2 separate regions of the Homo sapiens genome follow, and region 2 is linked to region 1. A link is a loop called in an ENCODE intact Hi-C map of the cell type or tissue named here. Cell type or tissue: OCI-LY7. All regions are shown on one strand.

Region 1 (8,000 bases):
CCAGGAGAGTCACCATTTATATCTGCTGTCCTAGTGTTGGGATTTATAGCACCTCTCCACTCTCTTCTCCAAAGGGTCTTATTTTGGATTATGAATCATGTGGTAACTGTGTGCATGAGGTTAGTAAGCATGTTTGTGCCCAGTCGGGCCTTGGGATTCCTCTGGGGTGACGAAGTGGGGTCCCTCTCTTATGTTTAGCGGTGGTGCTTGAGGATTTATGAGTAAGAGCTGGACACATGCTCAGGGAAAATGCAGATACTGAGAAGACAAATCAATCATTCTTGATGAGTAGGGGTGTGTGTTTCTAAAGGAGATGCCTGGGGAGAGTGGAGTTGTTGGATTGTGGACGTTTACCTTCAGGGAACCCTGCATTTGTACCAGATTTGCAGACAGTCACATGGTCTGGACACCTTACAGTAGAGGGGCTGGGGCTTTGATATCATGGCAGCTGCGGTGAAATGGGAAAAGCACTGAATTTGAATACTAGATGTAGCTTGCTAGCTACGTGACTTTAGGGTGCCACAAAGCCTTTTTGAGCTCTTTAGGATGGGAAGAATAATACCACTGTATTAGTCAGTGTTCTCCAGAGAAACACACACACACACACACACACACGTATATGTATGTGTGTGCATATATATATATGGAATTGGCTTGTGCAATTGGCAAACTGGAGGCTCAGGAGAGTTCAGTGATATAGTTCTCATTAGAATCCAAAGGCCTGAGAACCAGGAGAACCTTCTGATGTTGTGAGTTCTAGTCCAAAAGCTGGCAGATTTGAGATCCATGGAGAGCCATTTTTTCAATTAGAATCTGAAAGCAGGAAAAAACTAACATCCCAAACAGCCACTTAGGCAGGGGAATTCCTTCTCACTCAGATATTTGTTCAGGTCTTCAGTTGACTGATGAAGCCCACCCAATGTAGGGAGGACAGTCTTCTCTATCTAGTCTGCCAATTCACATGTCAATCTCACCCCAAAACACCCTCACAGATACACCCAGAATAACGTTTAACCAAATGTCTGGGCATTCTGTGGCCCAGTCAAGTGGACACATAACATTAATCATTACAACCAGCTCACAGGATTTTTGTGTGAAATAAAATGTATAAATATGCATGTGTACATATATACTAAATTTACTTACTGAAATTGTATGTAAAGAAAAGGGAATCAAATATCATGGACTGAGGACAGTGCAATGACTTGAAGCTTCAAAGCCTGCTTTTATAGAAATTTGTGTAAGCAATTTTAATGTTGCTTCTCACTAAGTGTGGTCTCTGTGTGTGTCTAGGAGAAAAAGAGAGATCTTTGTTACCATGTCTAGTTGCTTTGAAGAAAATGAATTAGAATACCCAAGTTTGACCTTCATTTTTTTGTTTCTAAAAACACTTGCTGTCATAGAATTCAGTTCCTTACTGTCCTGGTTTGACAAATTCAAGAAGCCTTAGACAGAACCTCATTGTTTGGTGCCTGGGGAGAGTGGGAAGCTGGATGCACAGACGGCTCTCCAAACAGGGAAGTCTGTGCAGAGCAAGTGCCTGTCCTCGAGGGTGATTCAGAGGGTCCTCCTTCAGGAGAGTAACAGAAGTGCCACTTGTGTCACAGAAGACTACTGTAATTAAAAAGGAAAAAAGAATGTGCATATAATCAAGTCCAAGGATTACTATATGCTGTTTCTTGCATGCCCACAAACATGTCTGCTCAATGGGCACAATGAACAGCAATTGTCTTCTCCAAGCAATGAAAACCCAAGTAGCCGTTGTCAGTGATGGTGGCATCCTACGGGCTCTCAGTTTGAAGGAGCTTATTGGTAATCGCATGATGTCTCCTCCCTGGGTCAAGCCTCGGAGACGTAGGCATCAGCATTCCTTCTGCATGCCCCCCGAACCCAAGCAGCAATGAGTGCTTGTAAAAGCCACTGTTTGGTGAGAAAGTGAGGACATGGAGCTCTAGCTTCAGTTTTCCCAAACTATCCAGCTGTGCATTTGATCTTGCACCAAACAATGGCAACTTAGATGACAAGCTGAGGCCTTAATCCCCCAAACCAAATGAAATTTCAATGGCCACAAAGGGGTTTCTTCTTTTATTCAGCAGATGTAAGATCAAGGCAAAGTTTTCCCCTGTTCCCTAAGCCCACTACAGCAATGGAGTTTCCTTCTCACCTCTCCAGTGACAGAGAAAGGCCAACTTACAAAAAAAAAAAAAAAAAAAAAAAAAGTAACTCAATCAACCAGAAGCAGAGCCTTTCTTCCATCTATATCATTTTTAAAGCAATCAAGCTACCATTTTCCACCTAAAAATGGGGTTCCGTGAATGTTCTTGAACTTGAGATTCTATCTCCTCTCCTGTTCTCTGATGGTGGAATGCGGATGCAGATCCAGAGAGAAACTCTTTTGTTCTAGATCAGAGCTTTCCAACCTGAGTTCTTGAATGTGCATAGGTTTGTTGAGCTATTGATTCTCCTGTCCTCAGGGCAGAAATTCCTGAACCTGACCAGTAGATTTTATAAATACCACTACTTTCTATGTGTACCATTACATGAAAACTTGGGGAAACACTGTTCCTGCAAACACCTTCCAGCAATTTTGTTCTTTGCCATCCTGTTTATCTCAGCTGCCACATCCAGGATTCATCAAGGTACTGCTATCCTCACGTAGGTCATAACATCTCTGGAATATAAGAAAATCCTATAGCCGCCTGCATAGACACATTCTCCAAGCACACTCTGTTTTTTCTTTGTAACTACTATTCAAAGTTCAGGCATGCAGAGTACAGGTCACGCCTTTGTGAATTAATGGCTCTTTGATGTTATGACCTAGAGTTATGAAATAAGTGAGGACCAAATATTACTTAAGTTTACCTACCAATCCCACTCTGAAGTTAGCTCATTAGTTACGTTGGTTTATTTCCCTTCTCAATAATATGCTTAGCTACTACTGTGGTTTGGATATAGTTTGTTTGTCCCCACTAAATCTCAAGTTGAAATTTGATCCCCAGTGTCGTGGGAGGTGTTGGCTCAGGGTAGTGAGTGAGTTCTGGCTCTCCTAAGACTGGATTTGTTCTTGAGAAACAAATTAATTCCCCGGATAGCGGGTTGTTATAAAGGCAGGAAGCCCATCAGGTGCGGTCTCTGTTTGCACTTGCATGTTCCCACTTCCCCTTTGAACTTCTCTGTCATGCTTCAGTGCAGCACAAATGGCCGCACTAGAAGCCGAGCACATGCTGCTGCCATTCTTCTTGCACAGCCTGCAGAACCATGAGCTAAATAAACCTCTTTATGAACTAAATTACACAGCCTCAGGTATTTTTTTATAGCAACAAAAAATAAACTAAGATCGCTCTTGTCCATCCAAGTTCACAGGCAGTGATAAATAAAGTGTACCAGGTTTGGGTGATGATGTTGCTTAAAAAATATAGCAACCCTGAAATTTGCAGCCACAATAGTGATGTGACAAAGCAAGTCCTTGACCAGTAGCACATCTCAAAAATGAAATATTCTCCAGCCTTTCCCACAGAGAAATCAGAGACCAAACATTTCAATTTCCTTTATCCTATTACCACAGACATTAGACCTGAGAGACGCAATGAAGCATATCCTGTCTTCTATTTATTTCTGCTTAACGCCAGTTGGAAGAGCATCTCTGAGTGCCAGGTTCAGGTCTGATTTCCTTCCTGAAATTGCAGTCTGGGTCTTACTCCACTGACACTGATACAGAGCCAACAGAACATTCCATAGAGTTAATAAGACACAGGCAACTCCAACTCCCAATTTGACGAACTTAAGGCATCTGCAACTCTACAGTTCACTGTCCACATTAGCAAGACTTTAGCCTTTGACTGTCTATATTAATGTAATTTTTCTCTTCTAGGAAACCTTTGCCGAGATGATAAACTTACAAATTACTTTATGGTATCTGGGTCTTCTCAAAAATATATTTATCTGGAGAATAGACTTGTCAACTGAGTCCTTATCCCCATCTCAGGCAATAGATTGCTTAACTAGTCTCAGTAAATAACTGTTTTCTCACCAAACAATGGCCTATTCTTGGAAACTTTCTTCAAAGTCTCCTTTTGCTGCACCCACTGGTCCCAAACTATAATGCATGCGCTTTACATAATCCCAATTAGCCCATTCCTAATAGCATGAAAAGACTTATCTTAAAACAGAAACTCAACCCTCGCCAAAACCATAGAACTCCCCTCAGATGCTATTTAGATGCTGTCATAATGGTTTAGTGGATTCCTTGCTGCAGCAAGCAGTAAACTCAGCTTTACTATATCAATGGGTTGTTTTGGTGCCCTTTTGGGGGAAGTTAGAAGTTAACAGTTCCTATCCACAAAATGTAGAAAATGTAAACAGATGTCATATTCATATATTACCGTTATAGCAGTTTGCAAGCTAAATACCAATTTTCAGGTATATGTAATAATATTTCTCAGATAGACATGAAATTCCCAAAGCCTAATACATGAAATCAACAGGGGGTTCTGATTAACAATGGAGAGCTCTGAGCCCACTAGGTGGATTCTGCTTCATTGTGTCTGGGAAGGGAGTCAAACGTCTCCCATTCCAGCTAAGCAGGTAGCTGATGCAGATGGTCTTCAGGCAATATTGGAGAAACAGTACCCTAGACCCACATGGCTGTTTTCAGCTACAGACCATAGTGGAGAGTTAATATTATCTATTGTCAGAGTTCAGGCTGCTATAACAACATACCATAGACTGGGTATCTTATAAACAATGGAAATTTATTCTTCAGAGCTCTAGAGGCTGAGATGTCCAAGATCAGAGTGCCAGCATAGTGGGGTGCTGATGAAGACTCTCTTTTGAGTGGCAGACTGCCAACTACTCATTGTGCCCTTACATGGCCAAAAGAGGGCAAGGGAACTCTCTGGGGTCCCTTTATAACGGCACTAATCCTGTTCATAAGGGATATACCCTCATGACCTAATTACCTCCCAATTACCTCCCAAAGGCCCCACCTCCTAGTACCATCACACTGAGGTTAAGACTTCAACACATGAATTTTGAGGGACACAAACATTCAGTCACTTGCACTGGGGGGAAGATATAAATAAAATATATATCTTCTCGTTTCAGCAAAATAAAGTGCCAGTCAGCCCAGGCTGGGCATACATAGATAAAGACCTACGAGCTTAAGTCAACAGAAAATGAATCCTTCATCAAATGGTTAACTAGGAAATCATGCTTCTATTTCCTATGTGTGGGAAGTAAGGGTGATGGGCTGGAAAACCACACCTGTAAAAACAATTTCCCCCTTGAGTGGCATCAAAAGTTCCTTTTTTACCTTAATTTAAGAAAAGTGCTACAGTGGGACAAATGTTTATTGAGGAATTTTCTTTGCCAATTCTTTAAAGCCTCTCACCTCTTATTCAGTGCACTCATTGATTCTAACATCTCTGATATTCCCACGCTGCATCAGTTCCAGTCTCTGACAGGGGACATTAGCTTCACTGTCTACCAGCATTCACAGTGGACAACATCCGTGTCTTGCATCCTGCATAGCACTGGCTCCTGATCTTTGGTCATTTCTTCATTCTCCAACAGGAGATCAAGGCTCTGTTTGTCTGTCCCTTCTATCCCAGGGGCTTGCTTCCTGCACAGAAATGACTTGGACCATGGAGTTTTGCTTAACGTGGGCCATTTTCCTTTTGCTCCCACATTTGTTACAGTGGATCTTTCACCTCAACCCTTTCAGGCCATTATTTTCATTCTCATTCTCAGGTCTATGTGAGATGGGCAGGCAGGTTTATTCTTCAACCTCTGGGATTTCAGCCACACACATAGTGTATCCCTTGCTGGAGAAGCATCATTTGTTCTTCTAACCGTCTCCTTCATTTCTGTCATATGAGCCCATCAGGAGCCACTGTGATGACGCTGATGGGACCTGAGTCTGTCCGAAGCATCCTTTGCTGAAATGCAGCATGCCCACATTGCCTCTTTGGCAGGGTGACTCTGCACGGGAGGTTTTACTAACACAGTACCAGCAGCACAATGAAGTTCAGCTTATGCTGGGTGATACTTTATTAACATTTGACATTTGGACTATGGGACTAGCTATTATTTATTTATTCTTTTGTTATTTTTCGGAGTCCATGTTTCCATACTGTGCCTTCCCCATGGGACAAGCCTTTTACCTGTATGTGGTAATCGTTATGTCAGATGGTTTTCTGGACCTTTGGGAACCCCTTCTTTTACCTCTGTGAATAGACCCAATTCCACAATTAGAGATACATTTCTTTGACTTAAAACAAATACTAATTGGTATGATGGATAAGACTTTCAGGTCACTTTTGTAAGGCAGTTTCCTTAGAAGCCGACCTTGATATGAGAACTTGTGCACAAGAAATTTAATAAGAATGCACTCTCCAGGGAGATCACTAAGAAGAGGGGGCACCTGGGGAACCTGGAACTAAATTTTGGATCCGCCATCCAGGAGAAACTAATTTCTCCTGACTAGGACAATTTAATTGCCCTGACCCAGGGGACATCCTATGTGTTCTACTTGAACCATGCCCTTTAATAATAAAAGCCAATTTCACATTGTGCTGAGGACAGGCACTGGGCATACATTGCCTGAGGTTTCAGAGGATCCTTTAGGAATAACATGGCAGAGAATATTCTTTTTCATTATTCCATGCTCCTTCTGGTAACACAGCCAGTATGTGTCCTTGAAAAGGTGCATGTATGTGTGCTGGAAATGAACATAGTCTCCTCTGAAATCTCTGAAATTACAGAACTTTATGAAGCCTATCCCTTCTGATTGGTTGTAAAGCACCAGCTTGACCAATTATAATCTAGTAGAATCTTTCAGTTGCAATTTTGCAAAGTCTTCTTACTGCAAAAGAGTTGAAGTCTTCTAAAGAATGTCTTCTTTACAATCTGTATTTATGATTGAGGAAATTATTGAATACGGCAACCCACTTAAGTTTTTGTTATATTTTTTTCACACCATTCCCTTTGCTAGGCACAATATTTATATTTATGATTTGCAAACCCATTTAACAGTTAAATATTTTGTCTTAACTATTCATCCTAATTAGGTTAGCGTAATTGCAATACCTGGTATTGTTTTTGTCCTGTTTATTTGGATCTTATTATGATTTCCCTTTGATACATCTTGAAATTCTACAGACATTTCTTCTGACCCAGAGTGGATCTCAATTTTTGACTCTCTGCCATCCCAAATTTCATCATCTTATTTTATTTCTAATTTGCTTAGAATTCACAGGACAGTAATGTTAGATGTCTCATGTAAGACTCTGAATTTGAAAAGAATATCTCTTCTTACTTTTCCTTTCCAACTTATCTCCATAATTGTGAAAGAGAATGAAAACAAAATGAAATGAAACAGAATAATGTATAAGGGAACTTTGAGAATAAGTTGGTTATATAAAAACAGAAACAAAAACAAAACAAAAACGAAGAAGCAGCCCCAGGATTGACCTATTTCACCTTGAACAGTTTGATGTTCCACGCGGTAGATGCCCTTCCAAGTTCCTGAGTCAGTGACTTGATGAGTGGCCTAGTTGCCTCTAAGTTTCATTTTACCACGTGTTTTCCCAGGACCTATTTTAGAAATCACACCAAAATGCCTACCAACTCCCTCTCACCTCCCCCTGCGCCCTGTGATCTTATTTCAAACATTTTACAACATATATGTGCAGAGTTGGGCTTTATTACAGATCAGTGATACCAAGTAACAACAAAAAATAAAACCTGATATATCTTTTAAAAACCAGATGATATGAGAGTATAATTTATTAATTTAATAAATATTTATTAAGTTCTTATAATGAGCCAGGCACTGCATTAGGTTTAGGTTTAATGGGGACCAAAACCAAACACCTTCCCCACCCCCACGGAACTCCTGGGGAGGGTAGATATTCATATTTCCAGATGCATAAGATGTCCATACAAAATGACTGTAATTCCTGGTGAGCTTATAAAACAGACAGGCTTATCAGGGAATGACA
Region 2 (8,000 bases), 270 kb after region 1:
TAAAATATATTGTCTTGTTTGAGTTAAAAATATAATTTTAAACTCAGATGAAACTGTACTTGTTTCACATTGCTCTACCTACATGACATTATACAAATAATTTAATCTCTTTCCCCATCTTCTCCCACATGCAAATGGGAATGACTTGTCTATTTCAAAGCCATAAGATGGAGAGAGGAGAGAAGGAAAATTTACTTTGTGTCTGACATGCAGGAGTTCCCAAAGAATGGAGCTTTCTCCTGCATTTTGCAGAAGTTTTACCTGAATGAATAAAGAGATCCCTATCACTTAAAAGTAATAGAAAAAAACAAATGGCTTAGGTTAGATTTCTCTGAAATGGCCTAAAGCACACCAGGGCAGAGATTACAGGAAAGTTGAAAATAATGTATTCAACACTGATACAATCAGTGTTTTCCACCCTCTGTTGCTCATCAAATGCAGCAATGGACACTTATTGTTGAAGATAATCCTGAAAAATAATTTAGACAGAAATAACAGAGATATATCGGCATAGAGCTACAGAAACTTAGTCACAAATACTCACCAAACAAACAGATATGCCACCATGTAAGCCTAATACCCTCATAGAATTTAAAGCCCTACTAGCAACTTTGCAAAATTCTTCAGTGAAAGTACTATTTTCCTGATCTCTGTGAGTATTTCAGGCAACTGCTTGGTACAATTTTGTGAAAATAAATTTAAGCAACAGATCACAGGATTGGAGAGATGACCCATGGAAGCTGACACTAAACCCAGCCAATGCCTTGGTTTCATGGACACTATAACATATACTTTGCATCTTCTGGTTCCTTGATTTTGACATCAAGTTCCACACAGTTGCATTTTTCCTTGCCAACCCCCTTCCTCCACCAAAATAAACAGCACCCTTCAACAGATGAATAAAAAATTGTGAACAATACTAGTCAACGTTTAAAATGAACAAAGTAGCACTGTATGAATCAACACCAAAATGTCAAAAACATGTTGCTTTAGAAAAAAGATAGTGGAAAAAAATATGTATGCAATGTGATATCATTTATAAAAAGTTTTCAAATCTAAAAATGGTTTAAAATTTTATCGCGATAACTAGAAATGATTTTAAACACTTGGGTAGGAGTAAGAACACCAAATGCATGCTAATGATTATCTTCATGGGAGAATCAGGAGAGAAGGATTTCATGCAGTACGCAGGGGCCACACCAGCTGTATAATAACTTCCCCCAAAGTCATCTGCAGCAAACATAACATGGCACAGATTGGAAGTTGATAAAGTTGGGAGTGGTACCTAGACACTCACTATTTTAATCTCTTTTTTTGTTTTTTGAGAGGGAGTCTTACTCTGTCACCCAGGCTGGAGTGCAATGGTGTGATCTGGGCTCACTGCAACCTCCGCCTCCCAGGTTCAAGTAATTCTTCTGCCTCAGCCTCCTAAGTAGCTGAGACTATAGGCACGTGCCACCACAGCTGGCTAATTTTTGTATTTTTAGTAGAGACGGTGTTTCACCATGTTAGTCAGGCTGGTCTCGAACTCCTGACCTCATGATCTGCCCGCCTCAGCCTCCCAAAGTGCTGGAATTACAAGCCTGAGCCATTGCGCCTGGCCTTACTCTCTGTTCTTACAAAATGTTTATAATGTTTTATAAACCAAGAAAAAAGATACAAATAATGTAGTTTTAAGACATTGAAAAAGGAAGTTTTACTTTTGGCTGCTACAAGAAATGTGTAAAACTCCTTTCTAGTCCAACCTTCTTGCTGCTGCCTGCCCTGCTGTGATGATGAAACTCTGTGCGTCAATTCTTCTCTGCTAAATTGATTTGGAGGCTGCCCCTCGCCTCCAGAGAGCACATTATCCACTCAAAAGAAACTGGGTAAATGTTTTTGTTGGATTCAAAGCTCTATTGTAGCATGACATTTGGATCCTTTTTGATCTAGCTCAAATCTCCTCTACGAACATAGAGTCCTGCCAGTTGTCAACATCTGTGACCTGCTCAGTCTCTTGGAGCTCCTCACTCATCTTGGACACCTGTCTGCTTTATTCTGAAATCCCCACTGGTAAATTTCTCTACCTAGGGCACCTATCAATGGCAAAACAGTGTTACATGCATCCCTTTTGAAAAGACCAGGCCAGTGGGTCCTTCCATCTCAGGGTGCCCCTAACTGAAGGAACATTTATAGAGCACTTGGTACAGTGTACATGAGGTGTCCGGTTGCTCACCAGTGTACTCTGCTACTTTCCAAGCTGTGAGATCATCGTGGGCATCACCTTGTTTATCCATTTGGTCACATGCTGGCCATATAAGAGCTGATTATAAAATACAGAACAAAGTAATGTTTACTTGTGATATGGCTCATGTTTTGATGACAAAAAGTGATAATTCTAGAGATTCACTAACATGGTTCAATTAAAAAAAGAAAAAGAACACATGTGCTAGAATGCATTACAGCACTCAGAATGACAGCCAACATGTAATGAGTGCTGTAGAAGTGATGGTATTATTGGCCCATGAGCACTACATTGTTATATGCATAAATCTGGTTTGGGAGTGCCTCCCCAGGGCCTTGGAAAGCTTGAGAAGCCCCTGCTCTTTGGTACAATGCCTGAAAATCAACTGACATGTTAGCGGCTGTGTGGGGAGCACAGTGATTCAGAGAGCAGCTTTGGAGGCAAAGCTGGGTGATGCTGGGACATGGCCGATCTTCCCTGCAGTTCAGCTTTGATGGCCCCAGCTGTGATGGCACCTTGAAGAGTTATTCTGAAGAAGAATGAAACAATGTAGGTATAGCCCCCAGCATGGCAACATCACTCATACGTGTGGGACAAATTGGCCAGGCCCCAGCTCAGTGGAATTCCACTAGGCATGTTGGCTGAGAGTGAAGAGAATAGCCCAGCAGTGCTTACCTCCTGTGGACTAGTGTATATTTCTTTTTTTTTTTTTCTTTTTTTGAGATGGAGTTTTGCTCTTGTTGCCCAGGCTGGAGTGCAATGGTGCAATCTCGGCTCACCATGACTTCTGCCTCCCAGGTTCAAACAATTCTCCTGCCTCAGCCTCCCAAGTAGCTGAGATTACAGGCACGTGCCACCACGCCTGGCTAATTTTGTATTTTCAGTAGGCATGGGGTTTCTCCACGTTGGTCAGGCTGTTCTCAAACTCCCGACCTCAGATGATCCCCCCGCTTCGACCTCCCAAAGTGCTGGGATTACAGGCGTGAGCCACCGCACCCTGCCGGCTAGAGTATATTTCTCACTATTGGAAGAGAACGATGGCTTGGTGGAACAGCATCGGGCTTAGATTTAAGGGTCTGGGTTGAAACTCTGGCTGCAACACAAATGTTGAGCCTTTTGTGGAGTCACTTAAACTCTCTTAGTCCCCATTTCTCTGTCAAACGACTATCATAAGACCTACTTCTCAGAGTGACCATGAAGCCTAAAGGAAGTCATATATGTGAAAGCACCCAGAGTGTGCCAATGAATGTATTAGAGTTGACACTTCACACTAGAGTAGCCTTTTTCTGTTGTTTTTTAAATCACTGCTACTACAGACCAGAGAATAGTTATCTATTAGTTGTGTATTTTCTTGCATAGCACTGAGCTAGGAACTGATGAAGCAGAGGCCAACCAAACAGACATGCTCCCTGCTTGTCTGACTTTTCATCTATGTAATAACTTTGAATAACTCCTTAAAATAAATAAAGATAAATGCTCACTCTTATATGGTAAAGAAACTGAGGTATAACAACTTTAAGACAAAGACAAACAATATTTTGACATGTCATGGGGTCTACCAAAGTACCTTGACTATAACATGTATAGAATTAAAGATGCATCAAAACATGCATGAAGAATTCCGAGACAGAAAGAAAAGTTGTCGGCAGTGGGGGGTTTTCTAAAGAGAAATGAGCAGCAGTCTCCCAGGAGCCACACCCTGTCTCTCAGCCATGTTTTATTTATTGAACATGGGACTCTGGCAGGAGGACATGTGTCTTCTCTTTAACCTCAATGAGAGAATGCGGGGAATGGCCCCAAGCAAAGGAGGTCCTGCCCATCCTTGGGCAAGAGTCATATGTGCTTCTCCTCCATCACCCCAAGCCGATGCCTCATTTTCCAAACCAGCCTCCTCTCTACACCCCTGTCCCTACAAATGCTTGACTGGCTAAGAGGATGGATGGGCATTTGGCAGATGAATTCGGGGCTGCTCAGTATACTTGGACTTTGGCCAGTGCTTTGAGATTGAGGTGGGCATAGAAAAGTGTTAGCTGGAAGACAGCTGCAATTCTAAGTTGGGAGAGCACAGGGCAGTGCACTCTCTTTCCTCTGAACTTGTAGCTGAAAGAAGCTCGCTGCTGCCACACACCTGTGACTTTGTGTGAGATGTGAGCTGCCGGTCCCAGGGAGCCCCTCAGAGCTGGTGGGAGCAGAGGCACCCTGCACCCTCACAAAGTTCTCCACAGTTCAGCTGCACCTGGGACTGTGTAGGTGTGTTTTTCTCCTCTTGTTGATTTGGTTACCGAAAAGAGCTTTTGATGGAGACCACATCCTTTTACTGAGTATCAAGAAAGTTTATTAAAAGTAGCTCAGAGAACACAATAAAACCCCCAACTATCTGATTCAATAGTGCTCGCCTGACTTTCCTTTCTCTGTCACCAAGTTATAAACACACCTTCTGTAATCAGCTGTACTTTCCATCTTGAAAGGATATTTCAGAAAGGGAGATAAGACAAACGGGCAATGGCAGATGATAAATCAGAATGTATATTGGATTCTTTTAAAAAGATATGGTAAATTCTCATTCAAAGTATACAAAAGCATGTATTGCTGAGTTACAAATACTGATATGCTTTAACTCGTTCTATGATAACAGCCAGGAATGTATCTAAGATGGCATATAACTTTCAAAGAGTCCTTTCCCTTCCGTGCAAATGTTGTTGCTGAGAGTGTCTGCAGCCTGCATGAACTGGCATGTACTGCCAACAGGTACAGGAGCATTCTAAGCAGAGGGAAGATTTAAGTCTTTAGTCCATCTTGGATTAATTTTTGTATAAGGTGCAAGGAAGGGATCCAGTTTCAGCTTTCTACATATGGCTAGCCAGTTTTCCCAGCACCATTTATTAAATAGGGAATCCTTTCCCCATTTCTTGTTTTTGTCAGGTTTGTCAAAGATCAGATGGTTGTAGATGTGTGGTGTTATTTCTGAGGGCTCTGTCCTGTTCCATTGGTCTATATCTCTGTTTTGGTACCAGTACCGTGCTGTTTTGGTTACTGTAGCCTTGTAGTATAGTTTGAAGTCAGGTAGCGTGATGCCTCCAGCTTTGTTCTTTCGGCTTAGGATTGACTTGGCAATGTGGGCTCTTTTTTGGTTCCATATGAACTTTAAAGTAGTTTTTTCCAATTGGTAGCTTGATGGGGATGGCATTGAATCTATAAATTACCTTGGGCAGTGTGGCCATTTTCACGCAGAGGGAAGAGCATGTGCAAGGGCAGAAAGGAGTGCCCAGTGTGGAGACTCTGCAGCTGAGAGGTTACACACACTCACTTCTCATTTTAGGCTTACAACAGTCAAGGGAGGTTGTAAGGGATATGTAGGTAATGTGGTTTAAGAGGTCAAAGATCAGAAAAATTACACATTGCAAAAGCCACGGCTTGAAAGGCAAAGAGAACAGGAACTCATAGCTTGGACACTTACTAGCCGTGAGGCATTGAGTAAGTGATCAGCCTCAATGTCTCTGTCTTTAGAATGGGCATGATGATGCCCACTTCATAAGACTTGCTTTAAAGATTGCATTAGGAAAAAAATGTAAATCCTAACATCATGTAGCAGATGCTCGAAAAGTGTCCTTTTTCTTCTCTTTTCCCACTTTCTTTTTACCTTCCCGTCACGTTCCAGTCCTGTCTCCTCCATCCACCATTCTTGGTGCTGTTTCTTCCCTCTGTGCTTTCCAGGAAGCCCTTCTGGAGCCTATTTTTGAAAGGGGTGAAATTTCTCCTGGCCCTGAGGCCTCACCTGACTTCTCCCTTTGGCACCCAGGCTGCTCTGCCTCCAAGGCTCCAGCATGTTCTTCCCCAGAGTAGGCTCTGAATTGTACATTTTTATTGTTTCTCAACCTGGTGCTTAATGGAGGTTTAACAAATGTTTGCTGCCGATCATGAAATAGTCTTTTTCAAGCCAGAATTATGGAACAATTACAGTGTCAAAGGGAAGGTTGGCTGCCATTTATGTGAAGGTTAATTGTTAATAGAGCCACCAAAAGAGGACATCTCACTGCTCTGAAGCCAGAAGTGAAGAAAAGGCTCAACATCAGAAATATTTCTCCTTTTTAACAAATCATTTTTAAGAGAAAGACTTTTGAAATACATCGTTCTTTGACACGAGCTAAGACATCAAATACACACAGCTGAGTCACTGAAAATTAATAAAGAGCAGACATGGGCAGAGATACAGATTACATTAGTAAATTACTGAGTTTATGTTCAGCATGTTGCCTTCCAGGTATGATCCCGTATAATCAATAATCTTTGGATGTTCTGCAAAAGAGACATGCTACCGACTGAAAGTCAGTATCCCCTCAAAATTCATAGGTTGAAGCCTTAATCCCTAACGTGATGGTCTTAGGAGGTGGGGCCTGAGAGTGGTGATCAGACCCTGAGGTTGCAGTCCTCATGAATGAGATTAGTGCCCTCAAAAAGAAACACAAAAGAGATGAGCTCTCTGCCAAGTGAGGACACAGCAAGAAGGTGGCCTTCTATAAACCAGATGAAGCCTCACCAGAACCCAACAAGGCTGGCACCCTGACTCCAGACTTCTAGCCTCCAGAACTAGGAGAGGTAAATGTTCTTGAAGCCATCTAGTCTGTGATGTTTGTCACAGCAGTTCATGCTGAGTAAGACAAGACATTATTTCATAAATCCAATGAAAGCTTATGCAAGGTGATACCAGCTGCTACAAAATCATGATTTACAAGGAATTAAATAGCCTAAAAATGAAAGTTTCATTGTATTATCATGGTTTTGTTCTACTGTTAAGAGTAACAAATAACCCCAAGTCCCTGTTACTTAGGAAGCTATGGCAGGAGTATCGCTTGAGCCCAGGTGTTTGAGTTCAGCCTGGGCAATATAACAAGAAAAAGAAATAATCCCCAAAGTTCAGAGGCTGAAACAACAAAGGTTTACCTTTCGCAAAGGTTGTACGTTGGCTGAGGTCAGCTGCTGCTCTGACAGCTATTTTTCCTTCCAAGACCCAGGCTGAAGGAGCAGTTCTTATCTAGGATATGCCCGTCCCCTGGCAGAGGGAACATGGCATGACCAGACGAGATGATGGCTATCACAGCTTCTACATGGCTCTTGACACTTTTGCACATTTATCTAGTTGAAGCATGCCCTGTGGTTGAGCCCATGCGAACGGGACAGGGAAGAATCTTCTTCCCATGGGGAAAGTGTGGTGGGGAGGTCACTGCAAACCACAAAGCAGTGGGCAGATATGATGATTCCACAGAGATGGTGAGTAAAACATTGGAAACAATATTGAATCTTATGGTGATGTTAGAAGTAATAACGTCTCCTGTCAGTTGAGGAGAATCACATGGCATTAAGCTCTACATACGATGACTTTCTCTGCTCCTCTCTGTTGTATATGCCCCAAGAAGACCAGCTAAGAGGATTTTTCTTCTTTGTTTATTTATCCATTTATTTTTAAGACAGGGTCGCCTTGTGCCATGCAGGCTGAAGTACAGTGGTACAATTATGGTTCACTACAGCCTCAGCCACCTGGGCTCAAGCAGTCTGCCCACCTCAGCCTCCTGCATTGCTGGGACTACAGATGCCCACCAACGTGCACACTAGTTTTTTTTTTTTTTTTTTTTTTTTTTTTTTGTAGAAATGGGGTTTTACTATGTTGCCTAGGCTGATCTTAAACTTCTGGCCTCAAGAAATCCTCCCACCTTGACCTCCCAAAGTGTCGAGATTATGGGTATGAACCCAGCATCAGACGCTTTTAACAATTTTCAGG

What was found. Peaks named below come from ENCODE experiments on the same cell type or tissue, not always from the same donor. Only the 100,000 strongest peaks of a DNase experiment are listed, where the experiment ranks them.
Region 2: a loop joins it to region 1, with 3 times the contacts of the local background. A loop is called at or near these places in 2 of 110 quality-filtered maps.

What each region holds. Positions count from the first base shown.
Region 1 is chr2:7,830,985-7,838,984 of GRCh38, reverse strand. The region is part of intron 1 of LOC105373408 (a long non-coding RNA gene); the gene reads left to right. Among named protein-coding and RNA genes, the nearest start is that of LINC01871, 110 kb to the right of the region's middle. In OCI-LY7, no CTCF peak of the experiment used is centred here; DNase peaks (open chromatin) are centred at 3,154 and 3,604; H3K4me3 peaks cover 1,529 bases; H3K27ac peaks cover 2,479 bases.
Region 2 is chr2:7,564,277-7,572,276 of GRCh38, reverse strand. No RefSeq gene overlaps it. Among named protein-coding and RNA genes, the nearest start is that of LINC01871, 160 kb to the left of the region's middle. In OCI-LY7, CTCF peaks have their summits at 4,152 and 4,354; a DNase peak (open chromatin) is centred at 4,426; H3K4me3 peaks cover 1,153 bases; H3K27ac peaks cover 1,870 bases.